Regions from separate parts of the Homo sapiens genome. Here region 1 is linked to region 2. Evidence: read pairs that join two places in POLR2A ChIA-PET (ENCODE). Cell type or tissue: GM12878. All regions are shown on one strand.

The links. Peaks named below come from ENCODE experiments on the same cell type or tissue, not always from the same donor. Only the 100,000 strongest peaks of a DNase experiment are listed, where the experiment ranks them.
Region 1: POLR2A ChIA-PET joins it to region 2 with 5 read pairs; 3 of 35 experiments call an interaction of 5 or more read pairs at or near these places.

The regions. Positions count from the first base shown.
Region 1 is chr14:64,926,767-64,930,766 of GRCh38, forward strand. All of the region lies in intron 3 of CHURC1-FNTB (CHURC1-FNTB readthrough), which reads left to right. The region is part of intron 3 of CHURC1 (churchill domain containing 1); the gene reads left to right. Among named protein-coding and RNA genes, the nearest start is that of GPX2, 14 kb to the right of the region's middle. RefSeq lists an enhancer at 2,239-2,308. In GM12878, no CTCF peak of the experiment used is centred here; a DNase peak (open chromatin) is centred at 2,105; H3K27ac peaks cover 1,510 bases.
Region 2 is chr14:64,483,353-64,487,352 of GRCh38, forward strand. It overlaps ZBTB25 (zinc finger and BTB domain containing 25), which reads right to left. Exons shown (of 3, transcript NM_006977.5): 3 at 1-4,000. The coding sequence ends at 3,571. Among named protein-coding and RNA genes, the nearest start is that of ZBTB25, 18 kb to the right of the region's middle. In GM12878, no CTCF peak of the experiment used is centred here; no DNase peak of the experiment used is centred here.

The DNA.
Region 1 (4,000 bases), 440 kb after region 2:
ACTGTGAAGCTGGAGATTAAGAGATTTATCATAAGGATTAATCCTTACACAATTGTGAGAGTATGTGAAGAATTCTCTGGAAGGTTGATATAGGCCTGTAGTTGCTGAAGATACACAGGTCTGACGGTCAGAAAGAAAAGCTGGGCAGTCGGGGAGAGCCAGGGACAAACTGAAACCTATCTCTGTCCCTCACTGCCTGTTTTCAAGCCTTCAGGTTGAGTTACTTATTTTGTGTGAACTACATATTTGTCCATAGGATATAAATATCAGGCTAGAGCTTTTAACAGCCGAGAGAATTTTTTCAATTCCCTTCACATTTGGATAGTACTTAATTAGGAAAATAATAATAATCTTCCATAGCAGAATCATAAGATAGTAAAACCCCTCTTATTCCTTATTTTAGCATGGAAGAAAGTGCTTAGTCACCTGTCAGAGTCTGGTCTGATATGTTGTGGTTAATCTAAAATAACATCTTGACTATATTTTATATTTCTTCAGCATCCAAAAATTATGCCTCAAGAAATATTTATATGATATGCGTAACTTAGGGCAAAATTGACATCTTAGTGAATGAGTAGTGGCCGCATAGGGAGATGAGCATCTCCTGGGCTTAAAGAAACAGTCCTATTCTTTTATGGGAGGAAAGGAGTGCTTATAGCTATTTTCAAGACACTCCTGAATTTCACGTGAGTTATGTACAGCTCCTGAACGGATATTGAGGTTGCCTGTTTATGTCCTAACCAAGCCATTGTAAATTAGCTAGACCAAAGTCTAGCTGATTTTTCCTTTTTGACTGAATGCAGCCGTTTTCAAAGCTGCCCTGGAAATTACTCTGGGACAGGAAGAAGGTAAAGGAAGGTGGCTTGTAGTCACGATGCAAGAAACTATGAAATGGTGGTGAAAATGATTCTTAAACTAGACTCTCTACTCCCAGTCTACTTCTCCCCCCACCCCCCCCCCCGCCGTCAATTCATACTCCATACTCTACCATCATATTAATTTTCTTAAAATAATGTTTTCAAAGCTGGGCACAGTGGTGTGTGCCTATAGTTCGAGCTACTCAGGAGACTGAGGCAGGAGAATCTCTTGAGTCCAAGTGTTTGAGTACAGTCTGGGCAACATAGTGAGACCCTGTCTCTACTAAAAAGTAAAAATAAATACTTTTGGGTGACCTCATTGGCCTTCCCATAGTGCACCTTTAGCTACAGTACAATATCCAAGCTCCTCATTTCAAGGTTCTCACTGGACTGGCCCAGCTTCCCTTCTTTTATTTCCTGCTACTCTTTCATATGTACACCATACTTAGCATTGTCCCAACTTTACTCTTCCTTCTCTCCTGTTAGAGAGAAAGATTTTTATTTACCCCTCTCTAATGCTACCCCTACTGCATTTCCTCAGGAATCTCATGTTATCGTCTTTCTTTCCAGTGTACTTTGATTCATCCTGTAATCATTTCTTCTTCCTCTTGCTTCTTTAGTTGAACAGGTTGTTTGTTTGTTGCAACAAGGTCTTACTCTGCCGCCCAAGATGGAGTGCAGTGGCCTGATCACAGCTCCCTGCAGCCTTGACCTCCCGTGCTCAGGCGATCCTTCTGCCTCAACCCCTCGAGTAGCTGAGACTACAGGCACTAGCCTCTGTGCATGGCTATTTAAAAAATTTTTTTTGTAGAGATGAGATCTCACTTGGTTGCCCAGGCTGGTCTTGAACCCCTGGGCTCAAACAGTCCTCCTGCCTCAGCCTCCCAAAGTGCTGGGATTACAGGTGTGAGCCATTACCTGGCCACTTGAATGGGTCTTTACCCTATTTTCCTTATTTTCCTATACTCCTCTTAAGTACCTACAAAGTGATTTTCATTTTCTCTGTGCTAAAACTATTCTCTCATACGTTTCCTATAATCTAACCACATCCTGTGACTGCCTTAGTTCTTTTCTCTCTTACATGGCTTCTGCATCTAGTTTTATTAACTATTGTTGTCTTTTTGAAGCATTTCTGCCCTTGAGGTCCAAAGTGCTTGACTTCTTTCCTTTTTAAATCATTTTAACTGCTCCTTTGTGTTTTCTCTTAGTTTTCTTTCCTGTTTTCTCGAAGTGATACTCCTCAGCTTTTGTTCTGTGGTCTGGAACCTTCTTTATGCTCTCTCTTGTAGTGAACACACATGTACTCAGTCTCAGTAGAGACCTATTAGATACCTTTCTCATTTCCTTCTCTAGCCTTCGTGCCTACACCCCTCATCCCCTCTTTTTTTTCTTTGTTTTGCTTGCCTTTTCTCTGACTCTGGCACCACACCTCATGTCAAGGACCATAACCATTGAAGGCTGAATTACTGCAGCATTCCCCAGACTGCAGTTCTGCACACTGCCATCAAGTTAATCTTCTTAAACATGTCATCCTCCACTCCCCTGCTGACAAACCAAATGTAGCTTCCTTTCCCTTTTACTCCGTAAGCGATGCGCATGCTCTTTTCCATATTGCTGTCCATATTCATGCCTTTTCCTTGATTTGAATATTCCCTCTCTCTACCTTCAAGCCAACTAAATCTTACCTCTTTCTGCCTGAACTCAAATTCCATCTCCTCTTTGCTCTTCAAGCCTATGCATCTTCTCCCTTTTCTGAACTTTTCTTGTACCTATGTCAGGCCCTGACTCTAGTGAATAGCCACCTGGGAACTTCTACCTCAGCCTAATGGCCACAAGAACCCTCCATTCTCAGCTGCCATTACTTACTGTCCTTGTCCCCACCCTACCCCAGCCCCTCATCCTATCCTGGCAGTAGTTCAAGTTCAAGGTGGGATTCCCAGCCACCATTGTTGTTTTATATTAAACATCTTATAGGAGATTTAAACATAGTCCAAAGTAGGCAGAATAGTGTACTAATGTACACTACCCATCTTCAAGTTGCTTTATTTATATTTCACCATTCTCATATCCCCCCATAGGATTATTTCAAAGCAAATTCCAAACGTATCACTACCTCTTTAAATACTTCATTAGTCTCTCTGAAAGATAAGTATTCTGTTTTTAAAACAACCATAATGCCATTATTAAACAAAGTAGGATTTTCTGATGGCAAGACTAGGGAGAAAGTGGAGACAGAGGGACAGAGTTTACATGGAAAATACATGATAAATTATTATAGGTATCCTTTATTTAAAAAAAAAACCCTCCTAGCAAAAGCCCCCCCCCACACACACACCAAAATTGTGTGTTTACTTCAAGAAACAAGACAGAAACTATGAGACTGCTTTCTATTCCTCTGTGGGCCAGGGAAGGAGAAGACTTGGAGTCAGAATTAACAGGGACTAATAGAGGAAGAGAGTAAAGCTAATAGAGAAAAAAGTAAAGCCCTCAGAATAAAAAAAAAAAAAAGATCTGGTCTTACTCAGAGGTAATTCCGCCCACTCTGCTCTTCCCTCCAAATATTTTCCCCTAGGCCCTGCCCAGTTGGAGCCTTTGAGAGTCCCTGTGAATGACTGGGGGAATTATTTTCTGTACTTGGCTGGTTTTGATAAAAGGTGTCCTAATCTCATCATATTCCTGGCAGCACGAGGAGATCTGTTCCTGGCATCCCAAGTTAGAATTCTAGACATATTTTCCCACAGAAGCACTTCTATATATGGTTAGATTCTATGGTGCTTGAACAATATAAATTTAAAAGACTTGTGGATTTTCCTGGGAACCTAACCGCCATGTATGACATTACTTCTGTGGGAAATTGCTTTTGAATTCCAAATAATTGACTTGCAATGAAATTTGGGTTCCAGACTGCCTATAAAGATTACAGGTGTAATCAGTCTCACTGATTTAATAGTCTTGCCAGATTATATGTTAGGTTTTTTCCCCCTCCCAAGTTAGATTGCAGATTGTATAAAGTCAGACTTTGTTCTTTCATGTCTGCCAGCACATTGCAGAGCATGTAGGCACTCAGTATAAATTTGTCAATGGCTAGATTGGTTGAAAACTCAAGTATTTGTTTAGCCTCACACATTTTCTCTTTTTGACTC
Region 2 (4,000 bases):
CTGCAACCTCTGCCTCCCGGGTTCAAGCTATTCCACTGCCTCAGCCTCTCGAGTAGCTGGGATTACAGGTGTGTGCCACCACACCCGGCTAATTTTTTGTATTTTTAGTAGAGACGCGGTTTCACTGTGTTAGCCAGGATGGTCTGGATCTTCTGACCTCGTGACCCGCCCGCCTCGGCCTCCCAAAGTGCTGGGATTACAAGCATGAGCCACCACGCCTGGCCTAGCTGGAAGAACTTTTAAAATACAAAGCAAATTTTCTCAGTGAGCAATCATGTCTTTAAAAAATAATACTCAGGGCACAGTGTTAGGCATATGACAGTTACTTTAAAAAATGCCTGCAGACCCGGGCGCGGTGGCTCATGCCTGTAATCTGAGGCAGGCAGATCATGAGGTCAGGAGCTCGAGACCATCCTGGCCAACATGGTGAAACCCTGTCTCTACTAAAAATACAAAAATTAGCTGGGCATGGTGGCACATGCTCAGGAGGCTGAGGCAGGAGAATCACTTGAATTCGAGAGGCGGAGGTTGCAGTGAGCTGAGATTGCACCACTGCACTCCAGCCTGGCGACACAGCACGACTGTCTCAAAAAAAAAAAAAAAAAAAAAAAAAAAAGCCTGCAGAATAAATGAAAACAACAATAACAAAAACTGGGGGTCAGTCCCACACCACTATTCACTGCATCTCTGGAATTCAGCTTTTGGGATTTTTTTTCTATAAAATGAAGTTGATATTTTCCCACTTCCTAAACAGAATGAATGTTTTAAGGAACAAGGAAAGAGCATTTGCTTTGAATTTCTAATATTAAAAGGAACTATAAGAATAGAAATACAGTTAACCACTATTTTCTTAACTCTCAACGAACAGATATATTTCTGCTTTAAATGAGTGTTGTCTATCACGGCCAATCAGCTGCTAGCAAACTCTTACCATTTATCCAAACTCTGCCCTGAGGCACTTGCTGTCTTATCCAACCAACCATGTACAACTCTACCTCCACCCTTTAGCTATATACAAGGATTTCCTGTGTCAAAGAATAATGAGTGGGCCTGGCACGGTGGCTCACACCTGTAATCCCAGCACTATGGGAGGCCGAGGCTGGTGCATGACCTGAGGTCAGGAGTTCCAGACCAGCCTGACCAAGATGGTGAAACCCTGTCTCTGCTAAAAACACAAAATTAGCTGGGTATGGTGGTGCATGCCTGTAATCCCAAGCTACTTGGGAGGCTAAGGCAGGAGAATCGCTTGAACCCAGGCAGCAGAGATTGCAGTGAGCCGAGATCACGCCATTGCACTCCAGCCTGGGCAACAAGGGTGAAACTCCATCTTAAAAAAAAATTAAATTAAAAAAATAATAATAATGAGTAGGCAAACAGGGAAGAATATAGAGGAGAAAAATTATCTTAATAAGAACAATAGAATTTGAATTGAAGAAGGCTAGGAAATATATCTTAACTAGCCTAAAATACAAAAAATCAATGTTAATACTTGTGTTCTTCCAATGAGATGATATTTTTGAGGGCAGTACAAATTTCAATAGTTGCTTAAGTGAATTGGTAGAAAAAAGTTTAAGATTAGACAAAGTTCTGACCCCAAAGAACATACATTTGTTTTAATTACTCCCAATACAATTGATCTTATCAAGTTAGATGTGCTCTCAACACACATCAGTCTTAACCATAGGAGCCTTTACTCACTTGTTTAAGGCAGAAACTCAACTGCCTTACACAATATCCAGTAGCTTTCTTCATTCAATCCTCAAGAAAAACTTACCACTTTGTAATTTACCTAAACTGTTTACCTAGAGAAAACCTTTGTGTCCTTAGAATTAGCTGGATTACTCTTTGAGCTCCCTCCTGATTGGACGCTGATGCTGTTGAATGTGTCAGGAAACGTCCTCAGAAGTGGAGGGAGCTCAAGAGTTTTGTAAGTGGTTAAATTCTAAGGCTCACAAACCAAATTTTTTAGATGTATTCAAATGCCCGTGAAGCTTAGAATTTAACAAGAGGGCAAAAAAAGATGAGTCTGTTTTATTATCCTTGACTATGCGGGGTTTGAAATTTAAACATTTCAGAAACAATTTAGATCTATCCTTTGTGGTGAAGCTTAACCAGCTATTTCCCAGGTATATAGAGCCGGGGAATCTGTTATTTCTTTCATCAACTTTAATTTTCCTGGGGTTTTAGCTTTGTAAGTGTCACCATTATAAAAGAGAGTTAAGTTGATTTATAGAGGAAAAGCTAACATCATGGATCTTAAATGTAGTTATAGAACACTGAATGTATCCACTTTGCTGGTTTTATGGATCAGGAAAAAAGTGAAAACTGTGCCACTGAAAAATTACTTTTTCAGTGATTTTTAGAAAATTAAAATCAACCCAGGAAGCCCCAAAAATCCTGACGCTGAGGGTAGAAACATGATTTATATTTTATCATCATTCTCTTTCAACTCATGTAAACCTCTGGTCATAAAATCTCAAATTACTTTTTAAGGTGTCTAAGAAAACACTCTAGACCAAGTTAACAACCCTGGGGTTTTTAGTCAATGCAGTTCTAGCTCAGTCTCTGTCTCTGCATGCTTATTTATCTATGTGTGTATATCTTACTGTTTCTTAAATATTTTTTAATGTCTCTCTGACTCTTCTCCCTTTAACTGTTTTTTTTATTAAAAATGAGATATACCACATCTGTAATCCCAGCACTTTGGGAGGCCAAGGCGGGCAGATGACGAGGTCAGGAGATCGAGACCATCCTGGCTAACACGGTGAAACCCCGTCTCTACTAAAAAAATACAAAAAAATTAGCTGGGCGTGGTGGCGGGCGCCTGTAGTCCCAGCTGCTCAGGAGGCTGAGGCAGGAGAATGGCGTGAACCCGGGAGGCGGAGCTTGCAGTCAGCCGAGATCGCGCCACTGCGCCCCAGCCTGGGCGACACAGAGAGACTCTGTCTCAAAAAAAAAAAGAGGTATACTCAATGTTAAAAAGTAAAGAGAAGCCATGTAGGTAAGATGTTGTGGAGCTAGTAGTTAAAAAATAAAACTACTCATGATTTGGTATATCTTAAAATAAATTTTTATACATTATAACATATGTATAACATACAGTTATGCATTAAAGTAACTATTAATTTCCTATATGGAAGAAAATATTTAAAAATAATCCTGGTAGGAGTGAATTCATGTGAAATGTAGGCAGAAGTGATAGTTTAGAATATGCTTTAAAACAGATTTCATTTACTTTATATTCAATTTGATTTTACTGATTCTATAACTGGAAAAACTTAGAATTCTATAAATAACTATTTAAGGTTTCCATATTTCTACATTGATTTCTGATTTCTAAATTGTTATTTCGTTTGTGAAAAGTTCACAGTAGTAATTGAATGTTACATTTTAATAGCCACATATTAATATGTCTTATGAGAAGATCTAATATATACAACCTTAAAACCATGGATAAGCTGTGAAGAAAAAAAGTCAATGAAACTTGAGGAGGAAAATAATTTATGAATTAAAAATGCCACGCAAATTTTCTTTTTCAGAATTGGTATAAAAATTCTGAAAGAGAAGCTGCTACTCAACTAGGATAGTATCCACATTTTCTTGTGTGAGCTCTGACTCTAAGGCACAAGGCAAGTCTAAGTGTTCTTGTGACAAGCGAGAACTTTTCAGGGAGACATCAGACCAGCTGTCACAGTATGGCTGAAATCTCTGGGCCAATGCATTACCAAACCTTTGGCATCGGTTATATCTGTAAGATTTACCTTTGTGTGTATACATGTGTTCCAACAATTGGCTCTTTCGAGGGAATTTATGACCACAGATGGTACAGCTCATTTTTCTTTTCCTTGAAAAAGAAAAATTACAGTTTAATTCTACTGGCTCTGTGTCTTTGGAGATCAAAGATACTTGACTGATCTGCAAAGGCTCTGTGGTACCCCGGTTGGTGTGGTCTGGCTGCTGTTCATTCTCCTTAACAATGAAGGAGCTGAGCCTGCGGCAT